Linked DNA regions of Mus musculus: regions 2 and 3 are each linked to region 1. The links are chromatin loops, found by intact Hi-C in ENCODE. Cell type or tissue: heart. All regions are shown on one strand.

Region 1 (8,000 bases):
AATTAAAAACAAACTACCAAGTAAGGAAAGTTGGGGTTTTGATTCTGAAACATGCCTTCTTATTGGGCATGTCCTATGGATCTGAGAATGGTGTCCATTACTCAGGCCACACTCATTGCATAATTAACATGTCTCCTTGGTGAGGGAGGGATGAAATGGACACTAGGGTTGGCATGGTCAGAGCTGACACCAAGTTTCTGGTATTTAAGGAGCTTTAACTTTTTTCATTTGGGCTAGGGCAATTCTAGATGTTCACAATAAAAATTCAGCAGTTTTTTTCAATGGACACACAACTGAAATATAGCCTGTTTTACCTCTTTAAAGAAGGCACTGAAGATATGGCTCTGTCATTAAGAGCACTAGCTGTTCTTCCAGAGGTCCCAGGTTCAATTTCCAGCACCTATAAGGCAGCTTACAAACATCTATAACACCAGTTTCAGGGGATCTGCTGTCTTCTTCCAGCCTCCAAGGTCATTGGGCATACATGTGGTAAACATGTACATGCAATGCAGGCAAAACAGCTGTACACATACAATAAAAATAAAAAACAAAATTTTCTCCTAAAATTGGATGACTGTCAATCCATCAGTACCTGTAATTGTGTGATTCATCATGAACACCACAGACTTCCAGTCTCTTTTGCTACTTTTAATGTGTGTGGAACTGCACATTACACAGCTCTAGTTTGTCAATAATGTAATTGCCCATGAAGATGCTATCTTGGAGCTTCTTCCTATTATGTTTTGCTGTGGGTTAAACAATCAAATTTCATTTTGTTCTATGATAGTAGACTTTACTTTAGGTTTCAAAAAATTATTTCAGCATGAAATAAATATTAGCAAGAGGACAAACACTACCAAGTCGAATACATGAATAATATGGATGACAAAGTTATGGAGGATATGCTTGGGATAGTTTTTGATAAAATGGACAAGTTAATTTAGGGCAAGTCACTTCCCCAATGCTTTTCATCCTAGCCCTTTAGGGTCATGTTTAGCATTTAACAGAGCCATGCATTGTCAAGGTTTATTGAATTAAAGTGTGAAGTGCAGAAAGCTGGAAATTATATGGGTTCTAGGAGACCACTGACATGAGGTCAAGTCAATCTCTCTTCAGATCTATCAGGGGTAGTCTCCACGTAATGAAGATTTTGAAAATCGAGTATAGCTTCCCTCGGGCATACGGTCTCAACCTTTTCCTATTTCTGACCTATTCTGAGTGACCTACAATGCTGCCCATATTTTCTACTTGGCCCTTACATAAATGTAACATGGCACCATTCAAATGAAAATAGTGAGACAGGGTAAGCAGATTCTCCTTGGGTGCCAGAGTAGCATGTTATTGTAGAGTTAAGCAGGAGTCTGACTCGCAGGAAAAAAAGGACAGGAGGATGAGAATGAGTATGATGATGATGATGATGGTAAGGAGGAGGAGGAGGAGGAAGATACAGGCATAGAAAATGAAGGCAGAGTTACCAGGTTCTCATTTGCCTACAGCAGATCATCCACTTTTCTCCACTCATGATGCCACACCTGTGCAATTTCTACCTTAACGTTTCTACTCCATTAGCTCACTTTAAAGAGCATTTAAAAAAAAATAGCATCATGCAGACACACCAAGGCTGATATGTGTATAAACTCACAGAGACTGTGACAACACACACATTACCTACAGAGTCAAAGCAGAAAAGAGTGCTCATCTTAAAGGGAATAAAAGATAGTCTATTTAGGATCCATTTTTAGTGACCATGGCCCAGGAACACAAATTTTATGCTCCTACATGGAAGCAGTTTTAGTTTTACAGAACAGAGAAAATAATGAATCGAGACATGTAAAACACATCTGTGGGAATACCATAAAGGCAATTCAGGAAGATGGGGCAGGTTTTCTTACAGGTCTCATCTGATGACTTTCTTGTTTTTTAGGTTGGTAGAAGCTAGTATCAGCCAACAGATTTCATTCTTTTTAAAAATCTCTCATGGGATTTTAGTTCTGACACAAAGCTGACTAAGGAATGGCAGTTGGAGTACATAGGAGACTAAAACTAGACTAAGATAAGGTAGTTAAACTCTGGACCTGCAACATTCCAATTTTGCTACAGCACTAAAATTCTAATCAGTCTCTGCCACACCCGGCCCCCCACCCCCAGGAGTTTTCATTCACAACAGGTTCAAGCAAGGGGGAAAAAAAAAAAAACAGTACAAACTAGGGGTTAGAGATTACAAAGTTCCATTCCTAACCAAAAGGCATGTACAACTGATAACTGATAATACTGGGAAAGGTAAAATCAATTTTCCCCTATGGAGTATCAACCACACTTCTGGGAAGGCCCCATGCCCAGAAGTAACTGGCCAACACAAAATTGTGTGTTTGTGAGTGTGTGTGCGAGCGTGCATGTTTTGTTACTTTTTTATGTTTGACTTTATTTAAATCTTTGACAGCAAGGACCTCTGAAATTCCTAAAAGCATCTACCAAAAGCTGAAGACATTCCTGGGAAACTCGGGAGCTTTGGGAAACTGTCTTTCAGCCGAAAGTGTTATGTATATTTAAAGGTGGACACTAATACTTTCTGCAATACAAGTTCATAGTCCTCACGATACAACTAAAATAAAAACAAAGCCCATGTACCAGGGTAAAGTACTGTCCAGCTACTTAAAAATGGGTTTGGATCAGACACAGCCAACGTGGGAAAGGGGCGGAGTTTTCCCCTGGCAGCGTTCAAACCCTCAACAAACGGTTCTGTGCAAAGCCACACCGCAGAATGCAGAGTGCCAATATCCTGACAAAAATAAAGGGTAAAGCTCAAATTAAGCGCTTTAAAAGTCCGTAATATAAGCCTTTCCAAATCCTTAGATGCCATTAGCTGTCACGGGTAGCCTCGAGTGGGTAACGATGCAAGGACTGACACTGGCTGGGAATCAATGGCGAGAAAGCAGCTCGAGACTACCTTGTACATCGCTAACGTTCCAGAGATTTCCAGAAACTGAATTTACAGCCAGAAACCAACTCCTGTGAGAGGGAAGCAACAAAACAGACAAAAACCTGCTAAGACACCAGTTTAATGTCCGCCCGGCGAGGCCTGCAAGCGATCAAAGATGGAGAAATCAGCACATGCCTCCCGCAACAACGCCCTCCTAGTACGCAAGCGCTCGCGCGCCCGCGCGGAGGCCCCGCCCCTCGCGTGCACGCCCAGACCAGGCGCGCGCAGCGGAAGTTACCGCCTCCAAGGCCCCTCCTGGCTCTTCCGCCACGAGGCCCCGCGTTCGCAGTCCGGTTCCGGTTGTAGCTCCGCCCCCGCGCGGGAACACGCTAGAAGGCTGGATATCCGGGCCAGGAGGCTCGCGGAGCCCTCACTTCCGGTGGTGTCTCAGCCCAGCTCCCTTGAGGCGCAGGTTCTGGCTCTCGGTGCGGTAGCGCCATCTGGCGCCGAGTGTTCCCCGGACTGCGGAGGGGCGCGCTTCCTCCCTTCAGAACATTCCAGAGACACCGCGGCGGCCGGGGTAGGCTTTATGCGCTCCGCCAGAAGGGCGGGACCCAAGACTCCTCCTCCACCGAGTTCCCGCGCGGGAAGGGTTTTGCGGTTACCCTGAGCGGAAATGGTTGGAGTCTGGAGCGGGAACGGACCTCACGCGGGAGGAAACCGGCCTTTTCCCGTCTTTTCAAGTCCTGGCGACACAGTTCCTGCCCCACTGGCTCTCCTTTTTTGTTTCCTCCTTTCTGGGCACTGTGCTTCGGTTCTTCACTCGGCGTGGACCGAGGTCCTCCATGTCCCGCTTTGCAGAGAGGAGGCTTTACTTTGTAGCCTTTCGTTAGCCTGTGTTGGAGAAAAGCTTTTGCTCCATTACGTCTGTTAAGCTGGGGTGTTGCGAAAACGAGCAGTATCGGGGATTAAACATTAGAAGAATGATAATAGGTTTTTAAAACAAGACAGTCTCACCAGGTTCATCTCAGAACTGTGAAATTAACGCTGTGGCTGTTATGCCGTATTTCCTTTAGATAAGGGAAAACGAGTTTCCACCAGAGCTAGAAAGTGAACATAACTTTCCTCTTAAAAGAATTCATGTTTAAAAAAGTCCAGATGTAATACACTTGGAGCACTGTTAGCTATTGTGAGTTATTGTGTATCAAGATGCACAGTGCGAGCCAGTGAGATGTCCCTTAGAAGTCAGAGATCTGCGGTCACTTGTCTCTGGACCTTTCTCCCCCACTACAGCAGTATTTTCCCTACCTGTGCATGCATTTGAGTTCAGAAGGCTTTTAAGAGGCCAGTTCACTAGAGTTTAGAACTGGGAGAGGTGATATGGAAGGAGAGCTAGGTGACTAAGGCCCACAGTTGGAATAGTTTAAAGAGTTCAGGAGAGCTCTTCGCTGTTATTGCTGTTTTGACACATTAACCCGACAGATTAGTAGCCTTTCTAGCAGGTGCCAAGGGAGCAAACTAAGCGCTAAAACCATAAAGTTTGTACAGTCACACATTCGGGAAGCAAGTTCATATAATATACTCTGTTGTAGAGGGTGCTGTAACACCAGGTATACAAAATTTCTCAATTATGTCATCTCTGTTCTTCAGAGTTTCTTGAAAATAGTAACTCAAAAAATCACTTCAACAGACATTTAAATTTTTACACCCAGGAAGGTAACATTTTAAAAATCCCTTTCCTTTTGTAACTTCTTTATAGTTTCTTCTTTTCACTAAGTCATTGCCCTTTACCCCTACTGTGTCATTTAAAATGTACAGAATGCTTTAATGCTTTCTGTTTGTGTGTGTGCGCGTGTATGTGCGCGCGCGTAAATAAGTTTTTGTATTCTGAGTTTGACAATGGCATTTGACCCTAACCATCAGTAAAATGCATTGCTCTCTGTAACCATTCCCTTTGTCCCCAATAGAAATACAGATATTCCTAGATAGGCTTGTCGTGTTCATAGCTATGTTGCTCCTAAAAGTGATTTTCTAGTACTAAAAAGGTTAGATTGTTTACTGAAGTGTGAGTGAGTACTATAAAGACTGTATTACCTTTAATTACAAGTTAGTGTATCTAACTGTGAAGATAAGTGAAATAGTATTTTTATAATGACTCAGACTTCCATTACAAGGCACTAGAGAGATGGCTTGGCTAAGTCTGGTCTCCAATGGCACCAGGCATGCACATGGCATACAGACATATATGCAGTCAAAAAACGCATATACATAAACTAATGATAAAACAAAATTGGCTGTTCTAACTCCATTGTTTTTACTAACAAAATAGAGGAAAATTCAGATTCAGAGATCCCTCCTTCCCTCTCTCTCTCTTCTTTCCTCACTAACCTGAATGAGTCGCCATTTAAAGGGTCAGAGGGAGGTAGCAGGGGAGAGCGTGGGGCTTAACCTATTTTCAAATAACTATTCATACTAATGAAACAAAGCACACATCCTTTTCATTTTAAACCAGTCTTGTAAAAATGGAGCACATACATGTTCATTAACATTACTTGCTGTATTTTGAGTCCTTTATTATAGTTGTTAGTGAATATTTATTTACTATGGCTATTAACATCACCATTTATTCAGGGTAATTTTGTCAGTAGGCATTATATGAAATGATACTGAAATTTACTTTCAATATTGTTTGGTGATATTTGACACAGAAATTAGGACTTCTTCATCAGGCTTTCTTTGAACTGAAGTTTCCAGGCTCAGTGTGGTGGAGCACATCTGCAGGCTAAGCACCCAGGAGACAGAGGCAGGGGGATCATGTCTCCAAAAGCATTTTTAAAAAGTAATTTCTAATATTAATTTCTTTGTGGTTCCATTTTTCTTTAGTTCATGTTTCTTAAATTTTCTTGTGTAATGAACATCTGTACAAGGAAGCAGTTTTTAAAAAGGAAAAAAATAAGCTTATCCACCAATGTTTTAACGATTCTGTGCTATGGTCAGTGGTCTGTGCAGCTGTTTAGATTTTTATTTTAGGTGGCAGTGCCTGTGTTTATGTGTGACTCACAGTGTGGATGAGCTTTTTTTTTTTTTTTTTTTTTTTTCTTCTGAGATTTTCATCATTTTTCTGGTTACTTTCAGTGGACACTGTTGACTTCACACTGTCTAATAATGTGCTTAGTGGCTCTCAGACTCTCTGGTCTTTTGTTTTGGTCCATTTAAAAATCGCATTGAAGTTGTCATTTCAAGCTGTTTTTTGGAAATAAATCAGAATTAATACTGCTGAGTTCATCTTAATGGCTATGTTCCCCTGTGGTGAATTAAATTTATTACTGTGTTTTCAGAATGATTTTTTTTTTTTACTCATGATTAGTAGGAAGCTATATGCTGTGTTAGCTGATGTAATTGAGTACATGAATAAATTGTAGCTTTTTTTAGGGGGAGGTTGAGAGGTCATCCTTGAACTTGTGATTCTGCTGTCTCAGCCTCCTGAATGCTGGGATTCCAGGCCTGTGACCCTAAAGTGAGAAGACTGAAGCAGATGGTACATTTTTCTGTTTGGTGATCATCACATTTTAAGATTTCCAAACTTTATATGGATAGACTTATCCCATACATTTTGTAAAATATTAAACGTATCCATCTGCCAGATTCAGCAGTGGCACATGCCAGACTGCTATGGTCTGATTTCCATTGCTGTGATAAATATCACAGTAAAAGCAGCTTGGGAAGGAGAGGGTTCCTTTTATCTTAAACCATCATTACCTAGACCCGAGTGTAGTTTACCATATTAAACACCATAGGGTCTCTAAAGATGACTCTGGTTAAATCAGAAGGACTGTAGCTTGGATCCACAGGACCCACATAAAGGCTAGGTGGGTGAGGTGACCCACCGGCACGTCTAGTCTGGGAAGATAGAGAAAGGAATCTCAAAATAAGCTGTCTAGGGAGCCCAGCCAATCAGTGAGCTCCGATTTTGACTTAGAGATCCTGCCTTAACTGAAAAAGGTAGAAGATTGCCTATACCAATCAAGGTTGAGTTTCAGATGAAGAATACAGGTACATACACACTCACACATGTTGCTTACACACTGATTTAGAGGTGTGTATGCACACATGCACAGTACACATAATACAAATTGGAAACAAACACAGTTCATCTCTTACAGATGGGCAATCAGAATAGAATGAAAAATTACCTATCTCAGTGAACCATTGGATAAATGACTACAGGTATAAACTTAATGGAGACCCTAAAAGAAGAGAGAAAAAAGTAGAACTTTGAAGAGATGATGATCATTAAAACTGCTGGTGCATATACTTTGTTTATATCTACATCTTAGAAGAGAATCATATTCATTATGGCAACAGCAGTGTAAACCTTAAGAAAACCTTTACAATATCTGTGAGTCACATTATAGTATTAAAGCTAGAAATAAGTCATCAACTTGTTTCTATTAACAGCAATGCTTACAAGATACAATGACCTTCAGAATCCTTCATAGAGTTAGTGAAATTCTGTGGGAAATCATGAGAAATTATTTCAAATCAGCAAAATCCATTCCATATTTAGCAGTACTTTAAATATCTAAAACATCAATGTTTTGTGGAGAAAAAGAATGAATTTTCTATATGCTGTATTAGACATTGAACCATATAATATTTTGCTTTTTTTCCTTTAAGAAAGGATCTTACTGTTGTAGCCCAGGCTAGCCCCAGCTCCAGAGCCTCTGCCTACAGAATGTTGGGATGGTAGATACACATCAGCTTCTGGCTCCAAAGCTTATTCTTCAAAAATGTTTTAATTGGCCATTAAATACATGTTGTGTTATGTGGTACAATATGGTTGTTTGTTTGTTTGGTTGGTTTTTTCGAGCCAAGTTTCTTGGCTGTCCTGGAATTCATTATGTAGTCTGGGCTGGCTTTGAACTCACAGAGTCCTGGGATTAAAGGCGTGCATTACCACAGTGCCTGGCTTTGGCACTGTATTTTAAATCTACCACAGCTAAGATAATAATGAAACAGGAATACAACAAATACATTACATTTTGTAATTTTAGAACAATTAACATTACAAAATAATTTG
Region 2 (8,000 bases), 580 kb before region 1:
ACCTAGTGTGCTAACTAGGCACTTTAAACTGCTTACCGTGTCTCTCAGCATAGGATGTTTGAATGTATTCTTCAGCCATGTGGTGGGAAGGCACTGGGATGTAGGAAATATACAAAAGAGCGTGTGATTTGATCTTTCTAACCTGGATGTTTTTGTTTGCTTTTGTCTATTTTGTTTTGTTTTGTTTTTTGTTTTTCAGAAAAATTATTGTCTCTTCTACCAGAGTATGTTGTTCCATATACAATTCACCTTTTGGCACATGACCCAGATTATGTCAAAGTACAGGATATTGAACAACTTAAAGATGTGAAAGAGTAAGACTTTTTTCATCCCATTTTCCTATTTTCTGAAAATTGTTTTTACTTCCTTACTGCTGATAATGAGATATTAATTTTAGTTTTAATTATAGTTGTTGTATGTTTCATTTTGCTATGGTTCTTTTTTAGCCTCTCGTCTGTCTGTTTTTCATCTCTGTACACTGCATTTCTTACCCAGTTTCTAAAATGTGACTTAAACTATTAACCTTTAGTTCTGTTTCTCTGCACCTGTGGCATTACTTTTCTACTGAAGAAATCCACTCAAACTGTCTCTTCAGTTCTCATCTTTTATTTACCACTAAAAGTGAAGGTTTTCATGTGAGGTGACTTGGTAATGTCCTCACCCAGGTAGTAAGCGCATGTTTCTTTGCAATGACTGTCTTTGTAAAATGAAAGAAGAATTTCATCATAATGGGCCATACCCACAACCAGGGAACTATTCTTATAACTTCATTGCCATTCTCTAATTAAGAGTTGTTGTCTGTGTAGAAACAGAATAGGGAATGTCATGATACTGAGAGATATTTTGAGACCAGCATAATTATTAGAATGAACTTGAGGCTCAGGTCTGTTAGTTCGTTGTTATAAAAGGTAACTATTATGATTTTGAGTCAGTTAATTTTGTATACTGTTGATATACTAGTAAAAGATTTGTATGGCAGTTTCTTGCTTCATGGAAATATAGTTAGTTATTTGAAATCTTGCAGGAAAATAAAAACTTCTCTCACCATTAGCTTACTGTGGCAAGGGGAGATCTAGTATCTACCTCTTTTATTTGTTAAGATACCTATTGTTAAAATACTACTCTCTATATTAGAGTGGTTATCAGTAATGGGAAACGCTGGCTGCTCATCTTCATCTGAGAAAATGTACTTGAGAGTTTTGCCTTTCTTGACTGCCCTGAGGTTTTTCATTTTATGGAGTACAACCTTAGCTGTTGCATTTTCTTCTAGAATAGTATCTTGCTTCATATTTCTTCTTCCTGTTATTGTTCCCTTTCTATATCAACTGTAATTCCATTCCTTTCTTACAGGAGAGGGGGTATTTTCCTCAGTAAGTGAAGACAGTGTGTAAGGACATAGGGTGTCCGCTATGCTTTTCTTTCTCATTTGTTAATTGTTTCTAACCTCTGGTTCAGGCACTGTGATCTTAAGGACTTAAGTCACCTCCTTGTATTATGGCCAGTATTTCTTTACTGTCATAGAATGAAGTTAAAATTGTTTTGTTCTTTCCTTCTTGTGTTTCTTTTAACCTTTCTCATGCAGAAATTTGCTGAGAATCTGAGCTTTTCTCTGCGTTGTTGACCTACTGAGGTGTATATGTGTAACACTGGCTTTCCCCTGCAGTTTCACTTTGATTTGTAGCTGCTTCTATTAAGTTTTTTCCTCTTCTGGAATTATAGCCTCGGTTCATTATGTTAGTATTAAAAATCATTGTATCAGTATTAACAAAAGATTTTTCTTAGTATCTTCTTTGTTCTTGTGTTCTTAGATGCCTTTGGTTTGTTCTGGAGATATTGATGGCTAAAAATGAAAACAACAGCCATGCATTTATCAGAAAAATGGTAGAAAATATTAAACAGACAAAAGATGCTCAAGGACCAGATGATACAAAAATGAATGAAGTATGTAATTCATGATAAGTAATTCTGATGTCATGCTGGTTTAAATATTTTAAGTGTAGAATATACTTCAATGTTTATAAACATTATTTTTCTATTAGAGATAACTGGGATTGCTAGTGCAAAATTATTATACCAAAACTAGTGTTAATTTACTAGTAATTCTAATACTGAATCATACTGATGTTGTACTAATATAAGCCACAATATTTATCTAGAAGTTTTCTTTCATTACTTTATTGTTAGTCTAAATACATGTTCTAGAATTACACCTGAGTCTAAGATGCCAGTCTTAATAACTAACTAAAACAATACCATTGCAGAAATTGTACACCGTGTGTGATGTTGCCATGAACATCATCATGTCCAAGAGCACCACGTACAGCCTGGAGTCTCCTAAGGACCCCGTGCTGCCAGCTCGGTTTTTCACCCAGCCTGACAAGGTCATTACTTTAGACTCTGTTGGTGGGAGTTGATATGGCATATGTGCTTACCATTGGGCTGTGGGAAGACAAGAAGGGTCAGTAGTAAGAGCTGCTGGAATAGCAGGAAGAGGTATCAGGCTCAGAGATGTGACTGTGACCACATGTGAACCAGAGTGGCGGCTCGGAGGGGTTAGATACTGAAGATAGGAAGATCCAGAGCTTGTTTCAAAGTCTAAAGCTATGCTGAGAGCACAGGCAAAAGTTTGCCAGAGTATTTTGAGTTAATAGTCTTTGATTCAGAATAAGAGTTGGAATGCTGATATATAGTGTCTGAAGCTGCAAACCCTTGATCGGGTGGTGTGAAAAAACACAGAGTGTAGACACTGGGGTAGGCCCAAGGCTCTGGGAGCTATACAAGGATAGTCATAACCGCACCCCAAGACGGCGTCACATAGGCCCTCACAGAGACTCTTCTCTGAGCTTATTGAATTACAGAACTTAGGAAGCACCATTGTCTTCTCTGTGTTGAAAGCAGTATACCAATTTGGATCTTGGCAGCATGTCTGGATTTAAAATGACCTCAAGTTATTAAAGGGCTTGTCTCTTTTTTACACAACTCTCTTTGATATGAGCAGCATAGCAAGGGTCTGTGTGGCTTAGTGTCTTGCGTGCTGTGCAGGAGTCGATATTGTCTGGCACAATGACACTGGGATTGCTGTGAGGTTGGTCTGTTAGAACCACTGCCTGAAGTTTCCTGTTTGAACTAATAGTTTAAATAAATATGAACTTAAAAGTAAAAGCTCTCGTGTACTCGGTTGGCTTTTGTTTCTCACAGGAGCTATTCTAGAGCCCACTGACTGCTTTTTCTCTTTGCTTACAGAATTTTAGTAACACCAAAAATTACCTGCCTCCAGAAATGAAATCATTTTTCACTCCTGGAAAAGTATGTTTTGAGAATTGTTTTAGTATTTATGTGGTAGTTAATTTTAGTGTGATTATTGACCTAAGTATGTTACTTTACTTCTTTAAGAATTTTTAATGTCTCAAGGTAGGAAATACATAATTAGCTGTTTTCCATTTGTAGGTTTGAAAATTAATTGTGTTACTATGTAGATGCCAGCTAAGTTGTGCTTACAGCAAAACTATGAGGACCTTTATCCTTTAGACTCTTTATACCAATCTAGATAAAAATCTTTTAAAAGGTGTCTTACACCCTTCCATATAACAAGGCTCTGTTTTCATGACTGGTCTATATTTTATTTATTGTCTTAATCTATGGAAATCTTTTCCTCCCAGTAACAAAAACTCAGTTGCTCTGTTGTGTCTCGGGCTTGCTGTCTGTCTGTTCTGAAGCTCCCTTGCTAGGTAGCCCAGGCTCACTTTGCATTTGCAGTCCTCTTACCTCGGCTTCCTCAGTGCTGGAAGCATAGGCCTGCACTGCCACACGTTTTTAATGTAGGCAGTGATACCCAATTTATTGTCTTTATTTTGCTGAGGGCAAGATAAACTTTTGTGATTTGTGTGTGACACATTGAAGCTGTTGCTTAGAGTTCTTGACATGTTGACTGAAGAGGAAGAGTCACGTATTTCTCTTTTCAGCCTAAAACAGCCAATGTTCTCGGAGCAGTTAATAAGCCACTTTCATCAGCAGGCAAACAGTCTCAGACCAAATCATCAAGAATGGAAACTGTGAGCAACGCAAGCAGCAGCTCCAACCCAAGCTCTCCTGGAAGGATCAAGGGGAGGCAAGTTCACACACACGCGATGTCATGGTTTATATTTGATTCCAACAAGGCTGCAAGGTCTAAAATTATACAAACATAAGTGTTTGATGGCAGTGAATAAAGATGAATTGGTAGTTACTGACAACTAACACCTGGCTTTCCATATACAAGCTTACTGGAATAATCGCTGCTAGCACATACTCATAGTTGACCAGTTGTACAGTTAGTTGTTCTCTCACGACTCATTCATACCTTGGAATACCTAAATCATGAAATAGAATGAGATCAGGGACTGGAGAAATGCCTCAGTAATTACGAGCACTGGCCATTCTTCCAGGTTTGATTCTCAGGAGCTCGCAGCCCTCAAAACACGGTTTCAGGGTTTCTGACACCCTTTCCTGGCCTCTGCAGGCATTGCATGTATGTGGTGCATAGACATACATGCAAACAAAGCACTCATACATAGGCAGTTGAGGGGATGTCCAATATATTTCAGTGCTTGAGTGAATGTGTACACAGACAGTAAATGAAACATGAGGAGTTTGTTTTTCTTTTTGTGTCATTTTTTACACAATGAGATCTTTACTCCCATGGGAGTGAACAAGTGAGACTTAATTGTGTAGACTGCAGTGTTGCAGGGCGCCTTTACTTGGGAATAGCTTTGTAAGTCATAGTGGGTTGCACTCAGTAGGAACTTTTCGGAAAAACATACAGCATCTTAACAGTGTTCATAATAACTTAATATGGTTATGTATTTTATAATGTTTGACATTATTTGAATTTCCTTTTAGTATATATAGTATAAACTTGGTTTTAAAAGTAGTTTTAACAAGGATTTTTTTTTTTTAACTTGTAAAATGCATCCTCTTGTTGCCTAGAGCTTGAGATTTAGGAATTCAATAGTATGTAAACAGATTTGTTTGTTTTGAGACAAGGTCTCTCTCTATAGCCCTGGCTGTTCTTTTTTTTTTTTTTTTTTTTTAAAGGCAAGTGCCACCACGCCCGGCTTTCAAATTATTTATTTTTTTTAAAGACTTATTTATTTATTATATGTAAGTACACTGTAGTGGTCCTTAGATACTCCAGAAGAGGACATCAGATTTCGTTACGGATGGTTTGTGAGCCACCATGTGGTTGCTGGGATTTGAACTCGGGACCTTCGGGAGAGCAGTCAGCTCTCTTAACCACTGAGCCATCTCGCCAGCCCGCCCTTGCTGTTCTTGAACTTGCTGTATAGACCAGGCTGATCTTGAGCTCACAGAAATCCTCCTGCCTCTGTCTCCTGAGTTCTGAGATTGAAGATGTGAGTCATCATATCCAGTAAAAAGCTTGAAAAATAAGTAGGCAAGGATGATACAGACTGAAGCTTCCTAAGAGCGTGAGAGCATGTGCAGTGATCCCATTCAACAAGCCTGCTCTCGGCCGCACACAGGGTTGCTTACTAAGTAAAACTGCCCCCCCCCCAAAAAAAAAAACAGTGTTTGTGTGGTAAAAGGAGGAAGAAGTCAAATAAGAAATGTACTGACGGGGCTTGAGAGATGGCTCAGGTTAGGAGCACTGACTGCTCCTCCAGAGGTCCTGAGTTCAATTCCCAGCAACCACATGGTGGCTCACAACCATCTGAAATGGGATCTGATGCCCTCTAATGTGTCTGAAGACAGTGACAATGTGCCCACATACATGAAAAGAAGAAGAAGAGGAGGAGGAGGAGGAGGAAAGGAAGGAGGGAGGGAGGGAGGAGGAGAAGGAAGAAGAAAGAAGAAGAGGAGGAGGAGAAGAAGAAGGAGGAGGAGGAGGAAGAAGAAGAATGTACTGACTGTGTGTTACAGCTTCAGAAGAAGTAAAGATGAAATAGGAGCAAGGATGGACAGGGCAGGGCAAGGTGCATGGAGTCCAGCTGGACACACTAACAACAGGGTTTAATTTTCATGCTCTGCTTCAAAATGAAACCTGGTTTTTAAAACATCATATTGTAAAATGAATGTATTATTTATTTCCTTAATTTATTAAATGACCTACATTGCTTACTGATTTGGTGCAAGATATGATAGAGATAAATTACCCTTAAAATGAATGAAGTCTGCTTTTGAAGTTATAAAGCTATACAATGAAACAATCAAAAAAAGACTTTTAAGGATATCTGATTGTAGAAATAACTACATATGTCTCTATTCAAAGGCTTGATAGCTCTGAAATGGATCACAGTGAAAATGAAGATTATACAATGTCTTCACCTTTGCCAGGAAAAAAAAGTGACAAGAGAGAAGACCCTGATCTTGTAAGGGTGAGATGCTTGGTTGGCCGTGTGATGAGGCTCTTAATTGTAATAGTTTTAGTCATTTTTGCTCTTTAGCCTGGTAGTTATAATTGCTATTAAATCTGTCATGTTATTCATATTCTTTGTTTTAAGTTTATGTGATTCTTATCTTCAAGTAAATAACCTTAACTCTCCATCTTTAAAGTCAGACATATCAGTTCCGTACTCAGAATTGTTTGCCTTCGCTTTTTCTTCTTTTAACAGTTTTTTAGACATGGCTTTAGGAAGAGAGAATGGAAAGCAGGCCCCAAAGTGTCCCTCCTCCTGTTAGAATGTCCCTTTTAAGTTTTTAATATTAACAGAAATAGCTTCTATGATAGCTATCATTTGTAAATATTACTTGAAGACAAATTTGGTGAAGATTCACTGAGATACAGATTTCATATTCCAGTACAGCCCTGTGGATTTGGTAACTGGGCCTGTTTGGACTCCCAGTTGAGCTCTGAAGGTTTCTTTTGAGTGACTGATGGGGCTTTCTGAATCTGTTTTCTTGTCTTTAAACTGGATAGTTTAGGCTTGCCAGCCTAATAATAATTAATTATTATTCATTAACTGAGTAAATGTGTTAGCCCAAGTAAATTGTTGATGCTGTCTCATTGTTACAGTGATTCATGCTTTGAGCAATAGCTACCATAAAGTAAATATGGTTGACTCTAACTGAGAAACAGAGGTGAGAATTTTCAATAAAATATAATTACCATTGCTTTCTTTGGAATCTTGTTTCCCCTTTTTGTCTCCCACTGGCATATTTCAGTTATTTTCAAGTTTCTTCAGTTTATCTAGCTAGCCCAGTTGTTCTTTCCATTTTATAATTAACATTTTTACTGACTCTTCATTAGTCAACTGCTGGTCAGAAGTTTTCCCCAGTGGGCTGGAGAGATGGCTCAGCAGTTAACAGCACTTGGTTCTTCAGAGGACCGAGGTTTGATTCTCATCACTGTCTTTAACCCCATACCTGGGCATCCAGAGCCCCCTTCTGACCTCCACAGGCACCAGACGTGTGGTGCACAGCTAGCGCATGCAGACAAAACACTCACGGCACGCTTGAAGGGTTTACACAAGGAGCATTAAAAATTGATAACTAAGAAAAATGTAGCATCAAGAACAGAAAGGAGTTCTATTGCTAGGTTTTTTGAAGAGAATCTTTAAGATAGTAAAAATATTTACATTTTTTAGTTCTACTTAGTCAAGAAATTCCTTTATTGTTGTAATCATACTTAAACTTGGAATAATTGACAAGTTCGTGATGTTCTTTTTGTAGCACAAACGAGAGTGTTAATAATTTTGAGGATAGTCTTGGCTTTATAGTAAGTTCAAGGCTCGCCTGAATGCTATACACAAGGAGGCTGTTGTCAAGAAAAAAACTAAACAGCAGCAACAACAAACCCAAACAAGCAAGGCTAGGGTTGTAGTTTGCTTATCCAGGTTTGATCTTCAGGATCAAAGAAGAAGGAAAACCATATATGTGGTGTATGTGTATGGTATGTGTTTATGCATATGTGTCTCTCTGGTGATTTTGCTACATCTGATGGACTCTGTTTTTGACAGTAATCTCTGTGATTCTGAGAGACAAGCTGGGTACACAGTCTTCAACAG
Region 3 (8,000 bases), 77 kb before region 1:
CAGCAAGGAAGAATGCCCATCAAGATTAATTTAGGAATAATCTATTATAAAAGATAAACGTAAAGAGTGAGTAAAACTTTATTTAAATAAGCTTGGAACTTGGTGTATTTGGGAATTTTAGATAGAATTCAGAAATTCTTGTTTGACTTAAATGTGGACAAAAATTGTCCCTAGACATTGTTCGCCAACAGTTTTTTGTACCCCAATATTTATTTGTTGTGTTTCTTGCTTCATCCTCATCTCCTCTTCCAAATGATACACTAAATGGGTGCTTGGTTAAACAGCTAAAAGATTTAAATTTTACCAGACTGAGCCACATACGAGCTACCTAAAATATACTCTTACATCTCACCGGGGCCGTTCCTCCATGGCAGGACCACCCCACAGATGCTTCCCCGGTTAGGAAAGCACACAGGGTTTCTGGTCCCTCTCGAACCACTTTTCACTTCCCCAGCCAGGGCCTCTGCATGGTGAAGACTCATCTTCAGCAGCAACAGGCCAAATGTGCTTAAGATACAAAGAAAAATATCTGCCTAATTCTTGTTACAAAATATCTCCAGAACCAAGTTTAAAAGCTATCCTCAGAACCGTATTTAAAAGCCTCCAGGATGTGCATTCCGGTGTCTCAGGAGTAAAAGCATCCTTAAATTCTGGTCAGTGAGAGAGAGAGAGATGGAGCACAACTCTCTCTATGCGGATGAGACTTGCTATTGGAACTTCATCCTGTTTTATCAGAGAACGTCTTCTGTTTCCTTCTTAGCTAACATGTGGCCAAGGGTTAAACATAGTTAAAACTCAAACATGAGAACGTACACTTGGCAGAAAGGCATTTCACACAATGGATGGAGCAGATTCCATTTGGTGATTTTGGTGGGGCAGCTGCTGTGCCCAGCACACGCCCTGAAGACCCTTCCTGGTAAGGTTCCAGCCAGTTATTTTGCCTGGCAGTTGAGCATAGAGATTTCCTAGGGGCTGGAAGAGAAGCATATAACTCCCATAGGACCCCTTTTATTTTAGGGAAAGAGATGATCTAAGACCAGAAATTGCTTGAAATCATGGATTATGTGCAATGCTCTATATGTTGTGTGTCTCTATATGTCCAGAACAGCAATAAAGCTTAATTTGACCAGAAGACACAGTGAGATTAATAGTAATGGGTAGTGATAAAGTTCAACAATTATGCCAGTATGTTAGAGTAAAATTGCTGCTGTTATTATATGATGTTTGGCCATTGTCTTAGTCAGGGTTTCTATTCCTACACAAGCATCATGACCAAGAAGCATATTGGGGAGGAAAGGGTTTATTCAGCTTACACTTCCACATTGCTGTTCATCAGCAAAGGAAGTCAGGACTGGAACTCAAGCAGGTCAGGAAGCAGGAGCTGATGCAGAGGCCTTGGAGGGATTTTACTTATTGGCTTGCTTTCCTTGGCTTGCTCAGCTTGCTTTCTTATAGAACCCAGAATCACCAGCCCAGGGATGGCACCACCTACCAGGGGGCCTCCCACCCTTGATCACTAATTGAGAAAATGCCTTACAACTGGATTTCATGGAGGCATTTCCTCAAGGGAGGCTCCTTTCTCTGAGATAACTCCAGCTTGTGTCAAGTTGACACACAAAACCAGCCAGTACAGCCGTTATGGAGGGAAATTATGGTTCTGTGACCCCAAGTGCTCTAATGCCCTGACGATCAAACTGATGGTTGAGAAAGCTACTAAGTGACTAACATAAGGGTATTGTGTACCATAGATTCAAAGGACAAAAGAATGACCCACAATTTAGCCCCAGTGTAGAGACACACAACAGATCATCTTACAACTCACAACTGTGTATGGTTCCAAACTCGCAAACACTTGGTTATGCATTGTCCCATATAATAATATCAGATTAACACAGACTGTGAGTAACTGAAATGTAAAGTCACAGGCTGGGGAGACGAACCAGGCTTCTGATTCTCTTTCTGTTACCTCCTTTCAGGGACTTCCAAAGGTCTTTTCTTTCCCTGAAACAATGCCTATTTTATTTAACTTGATACTTAAAAGAACTGAAGCAGAGATCTTGAGTTTGTGACTATAGAGCTGTCTTGGGGTTTCATTGTAGTGAAGAGATACCTTGGCATAGACAAATCTTATAAAGGACAACATTTAATTGGGGCTGGCTTACAGTTCAAAGGTTCAGTCCATTGTCATAGCAGGAAGCACAGCAGTGTGCAGGCAGACATGGTGCTGGAGCAGGTGGTGAGAGTTCTGCCTCCTGATCCCAAGGCAGGCAGGAGGAAACTGTCTTCAGTACTAGGTGGCTGGATCATGAGCATAGGAGGCCTCGAAGCCTTGTCCACAGTGACACACCTCCTTCAACAAGGCCACACCTCCTTCAACAAGGCCACACCTCCTCCAACAAGGCCACACCTCCTCCAACAAGGCCACACCTCCTCTAACAAGGCCATACCTCCTTCAACAAGGCCACACGTATCCCAACAAGATGCACCTCTTAAGAGTGCCACTTCAAAAAACAACAACAACAACAACAACAAAAAGAGTGCCACTTCCCATGGGCCAAGCATACTCAGAACACCACAAGAGCTAAAATTGGTTGTCAGTAGATGATGAAAAAAATGAGTAGGTGGAAGTAAAAATAACTGTGTTTACCGACTAGACATCTACTATATAGGATTATTTGGCATGGTTATTTCAAAAATCACTCTTCTGTGATAAAAATCTCAGAGGAGTTTCCTTCCCATACTCAGTCTAGAAACTATAAACTTAGAGAGTGAGAAATGTTCACAGTGGATTCACCTGAGCTACTTTTTTTTTCCCATGTAAGATCGTAAATGAGCGTGTTAGATACAGACCAACGAGCCAGGCTTTCAGAACGCTGCATCTGTAACAACTACCCAAACCAAGAGGAAAGAAAGAGCCCCTGGGACGTTGGGCTAAGCATTGACCAGAGAGGGATGAGCTCTTCTCTCACCAAGTCATCAAGAAGAGAAATTCAATAGGCTAAGGTGGGATATGTGGATTTACACGAGAGCATCTCCAGTGCAAAACCCACACAAAGAACGGCTCCCACCCTTCCACTCTCATACATGCCTCGTTCTTGAGATGGCTTCTTTCTTTTCTTTTCTTTTTTCTTTTTTCCTTTCCTTTGCACAAATGTCTAAACACAATTCTTAATCTGTAGTGTGCATTTCAGGATAACAGCTAGCTGTATAAAGCACTTCCTTTCTGTGTGGAACCAATGTTACAAGGTAGGGGTTAACTGTTATTCCAGCAGCACAAGGACTAGAGAAAAACAAGGTGAACTGACCCAGTGTCTGAGAGATGGGGCACATCTCTATTCCATCCCATGACCATCTGATTCCCACCAGCAATCCCAACACTCACAGTGTGCTTAAATTACCACGACTTGACCAGATTCTCATTGAATAGCATTTCAGACAATAACAACAGAATAAATAGAAAAACAGTCCATTAAGGTCCCTTACCTTCTCTTTCTTTGCTTTGGCTGTCAGAGAGCACCTGTCAAAGAAAATTACAACTCTTTTAATATCTCAAAATTGTGCAGATTTTATAAAATTAAAAACCAAATTTGAAACAAACAAAAAAGTATCAGGTTCAAAATAAGCATCAAATGGCCTTCTGAAATAAGATTAAAAGGTTGACTGGAACATCCTTCTTAAATTATTTTAGAGTCCACACATCTCAGCATTGTGAAGGTAATTAAAAGACTCGTTTGCCGGGGAGACGTATTTAGTTTATTTTTCTACAACTTGTGTAAGGATTTGCATAATTCTGTTTGCCACTTTAGTAATTGAAAAGAAAATTGAATTCTAGTTCTGTTTGCTACTTCATTGCCCTGTGGGACCAAAATCCTGTCAGCGCTAAATCCAGTCTCAGTCTAAGTTCCGCATCACTCTCCGGTAATGCACAAGAACCAGTGCAGGCCCTCTCCCTCCCCCACCAATTCCCCACCCCCAAACCTTCCTTCTGTACGAAATCTAATCCTTGGGCTTCTTGGCCTCTACTCTGTAATTGTTGTGTGTTTTCTACCTCTCTGACTGTTCCTTGTTATTTTCTTGATGAGTCCCTCTCTCCTTGTGTCCTCTAATGGGCTGACTTCATTTATTTTAAAAAATCTATTTTTAATTTTATGCCCCTTTCCCACGTGTGCATCTGTTCCCTATGCATGCAGTACCCACAGTGGCCAGAAGAGGGCATCATATCCTGAGAACTGGAGTTGCAGGCAGACTTGAGCCACCATGTGAGTGCTGGAAATTGAACCCAGATTCTCTGCCAGAGCAACTAGAGCTCTTAATCTCTGAGCCATCACTCCAGGTGAAGTGTTAAAGAGTACATATGCTAATAATGATATGTTTGATACAAAATGGAGAATCTATTCAGATTGCTTAATTCCTAAACAAACCAGTGCAATCTAGTTGAAAAAAAAAAAAAGATTTCCTGAAAAATCATAATATTTGGCAAATGTTTGGTGTCTTAGTCAGGGTTTCTATTCCTACACAAACATCATGACCAAGAAGCATATTGGGGAGGAAAGGGTTTATTCAGTTTACACTTCCACATTGCTATTCATCAGCAAAGGAAGTCAGGACTGGAACTCAAGCAGGTCAGGAAGCAGGAGCTGATGCAGAGGCCATGGACGATGTTACTTACTGGCTTGCTTCCCCTGGCTTGCTCAGCTTGCTTTCTTATAGAACCCAGGACCACCATCCCAGGGATGGCACCACCCACTATGGGCCCTCCACCCTTGATCACTAATTGAGAAAATGCCTTACAGCTGGATCTCATGGAGGCTTTTCCTCAAGGGAGGCTCCTTTCTCTGTGATAACTCCAGCTTGTGTCAAGTTGACACACAAAACCAGCCGATATATATGGTTAAGTATAATTTTGTCTTAAACATTGCCTATTTCTTTTGAAGGTACACAGCATAGTGACACAGGCCTGTAGTTAGACACTCTGGAGGTTGAGGCAGAAAATCTTGAGTTCAAGGTCTGTCTGAACCACATTGTGAATTCCTGCAGGCTGAGTTATAAGACACTTTAAAAAATAGAGAAAGAAAAGAAATAAAGGATGAGGGATGGCACATGGGTTATAAACTGCACATACTCATCTATAAATGTATACGTAGTGAATATAAAGCACCATGATAAGAAACATGCAACTTAAAATAGTCAAAATCAAGTATTCAAAAAAAAAATTCCTGAAAAGCACTACTACAGTGAAGTGGAAATTTCTGGTTTCTTTGGAAACTCAGTTGTGTCACGTGATGTTTTTCTAGAAGCTGTCTTGTGAGAGGATGTTTTGCTGGAGTGGATGCTTGAGAGGGCAACCTGGTATTTGGAAAGAGTATAAATGGAACCTCATATACAGTGAGGGGTTGCTCTTGCATTGCTATGCCTTGCAACAAACTCTGGTCTTCTCCAGCTATGCAATGTTCTTCTGGTCTTCACTGACCTTTGCTTGTTTTGATTTCACAGAGAGAAACATGCCAAAGAATGTCTCATGGTATTCTCATTGATTCCTGCTGCTTCTGCCGACTCATGCCAATTTGAAGCCTTGCAGTTTCTGCTGAATTGAGCCGCTGCTACTGATTCATGTTTGGTGTATTCTATTGATCTGGACTGCTGATATCCTGACAACGAAGATTGAAATTGCCCCAAGGAACTACTTCTAATCATATCCACTAGCCCCTTCCGTCCTATCAACCATCTTTCTCCCCTACCTTTGATTGGTGGGCTAGAACGGAGGTTGAAGCATCCAAGAACACTAAACAAAGTAGGTTTAGAAAAATCTAAGCCTATGCTACAGTTTAAATATCTGGGAGACATTTAAAACTGTGGTAACTGATGCAATAACCTCTGAAGGTTGTTATAAGAAGATGAATTTCTAATATAAAAAAGATGGTTGTGAGAATAAGTGTACCGTATGTTAATTCTAAAGCAATCATATATATAGTGCCCAACATGAACTTCTGTTGTGACTGAGGAGCCTCTGGGCCAAGCATCTTGGGAATTCATCTTTAAAAGGATCGTTCCAGATGATCCGGCTGACTCTATGATGAGGGCTGGAGAGGGGAGGGTCATAAGACCCTCACGAGAGCATCCAGCATCCCTACCTTTTGTTGTATGCAACTCTGCCTCAATTGCACATCACCTAGGAGAAGGGCTCGAGTATATTTGTTGGGGAAGACTAGGGGAAGAGACTCCATTTATGAAGCTATGAGGAAGCCTTCACCTCTTCTGGGTAAAAGCTTTCCAGGGGCAGCCTGATGTTGGGGGAGATAGCCACTTCTCATCTGAGCTCTGTAAGGAAGCCCAATCACTCCTTGGTTCTCCCCAAGTAAACTTTGGCTCAATCACGCCTGAGTTTGTTGCTGGGACCTTAGGAAGAGGGGTAGACATTGCTTATGTCTCCCCCCAGGAAGACATTTTAGCAATACTTTCTTTATGTGTGTATCACCATATTTATAACATGATGTTCATTTCAAAGATTTGGAGGAGGTGTTACTGGGTAAAAGGAGTCCAAAGTTGAAGAGTGTTGACGGCAACACAGCAACATGAGTGTAGGTGATGTTGTGACATCATTGGGCATCTATTTTAAATGAGTAAGATGGTGAATTTCATGACAAAACAAAACAAAACCTTACTGAGAATGTGCAATCTATAGCCACTTCTTCTACTGAATCCTACTTCAGACTCCTCTACCTAGAAACCCAAATTACAGACTAGAAACTTCTTAGAACCAGAGTAAATCATCTGTGAATATTATAGTCTAAATGTGCTTCTGAGCATCCAAAAAGGTACCAATCGTCTTGAGGGGGATACTTAGTCATCTACATCTGATTACTGGGAGACTGTAATCAGCCCTATGAACATGAATGAAGCCACCTCTTGGAGCAGAGTAGATGATGATGCCAGATATCTGCTGGGGCCACTAGAATAAGATTACTTTTCTTGGGCTGGAGGGATGGCTCAGCGGTTAATCATGCTGGCTGCTCTTCCAAAGGTTGTGAGTTCAATTCCCAGCAACCACATGGTGGCTCACAACCATCTGTAATGAGATCCAATGCCCTTTTCTGGTGTGTCTGAAGAGAGCAACAGTGTACTCATAAATACAATAAATAAATCTTTTTAAAAATTACCTTTCTCCAGACCACCAATGGGTTATTTTTTGGAGGTATTTAAATCAGTAAATATCCGAGTGATTACTCAGCATATGGAAATACACATTGTGCCTGGCACAGTGTTTCTGTTGCCAAGGTGTGTGTGTGTGTGGGGGGGGTATACATACACGTCCAATGAGAGATTTATGAAACCTACAGTTACTGGACTATCCTCATGGGAAATTTGTAAGTAACTGTTAGAATCACCTCACGTATAACGTCCTGAAATGGTGACAGTCAATTTGCTTCTTCCTAAAGACCCCCAGTGGTGTGGAACACGCTTGAGTGGTCTCATTTCCTGCTTGATTAGTCCTGAATTCTGTGAAGGAATGGTAGGAGCCACTAGCCTCATTTGGTGAAATCCTCCTAAGGGTGTTTCATTTTGTAATACCTAAAGCCACAGTGATTCTAAACCCATGTTCAAACACAATATAAATACGAAAAACAATTTAAGTATTTGCTTTGTGCCGGGGCTGAATTTAAAATGCAATTGTTCTTAGGGTTAGATTTATCTTGATATGGAACTAGAGAGATGGCTCCATGGTTAAGAGCACTGGCTGCTCTTGAAGAGGACCCAGATTTAGTTCCCAGCACCCATATGGCAGCTCACAGCCACATGTAACTCCAGTTTCAGGGGCTTCTAATTTCCTCTTCTGATCGCCATAGGCACTGGATACATAGACTACACAGACATCCACGCAGGCAAAACATTCATACATATAAGTGAATATTAAAAGTCTAAACTAACACAAATCTTAATACATATCTACTGCTAAATTAAAATAGAGAGCAGTCTGTATTAAAAGAACACTGAGATAAATC

The links. Hi-C counts contacts between places; a loop is a spot of excess contacts. Peaks named below come from ENCODE experiments on the same cell type or tissue, not always from the same donor. Only the 100,000 strongest peaks of a DNase experiment are listed, where the experiment ranks them.
Region 2: a loop joins it to region 1, with 2.0 times the contacts of the local background. A loop is called at or near these places in 2 of 42 quality-filtered maps.
Region 3: it touches region 1 in a loop (2.2-fold over the local background); 2 of 42 quality-filtered maps call a loop at or near these places.

What each region holds. Positions count from the first base shown.
Region 1 is chr5:151,365,357-151,373,356 of GRCm38, forward strand. It overlaps 1700028E10Rik (RIKEN cDNA 1700028E10 gene), which reads left to right and starts at 3,319. Exons shown (of 4, transcript NR_045700.1): 1 at 3,319-3,500. It also overlaps a transcript of Stard13 not described here. In heart, a CTCF peak has its summit at 3,426 (motif pointing left); a DNase peak (open chromatin) is centred at 3,315; H3K4me3 peaks cover 2,328 bases; H3K27ac peaks cover 2,307 bases.
Region 2 is chr5:150,790,306-150,798,305 of GRCm38, forward strand. Pds5b (PDS5 cohesin associated factor B) reads left to right here. Exons shown (of 35, transcript NM_175310.6): 26 at 200-314; 27 at 1,809-1,941; 28 at 2,262-2,381; 29 at 3,244-3,306; 30 at 3,963-4,108; 31 at 6,266-6,365. Among named protein-coding and RNA genes, the nearest start is that of Gm36447, 21 kb to the right of the region's middle. In heart, no CTCF peak of the experiment used is centred here; no DNase peak of the experiment used is centred here.
Region 3 is chr5:151,288,273-151,296,272 of GRCm38, forward strand. It overlaps a transcript of Stard13 not described here. Among named protein-coding and RNA genes, the nearest start is that of 5430435K18Rik, 40 kb to the left of the region's middle. In heart, a CTCF peak has its summit at 4,198 (motif pointing right); no DNase peak of the experiment used is centred here.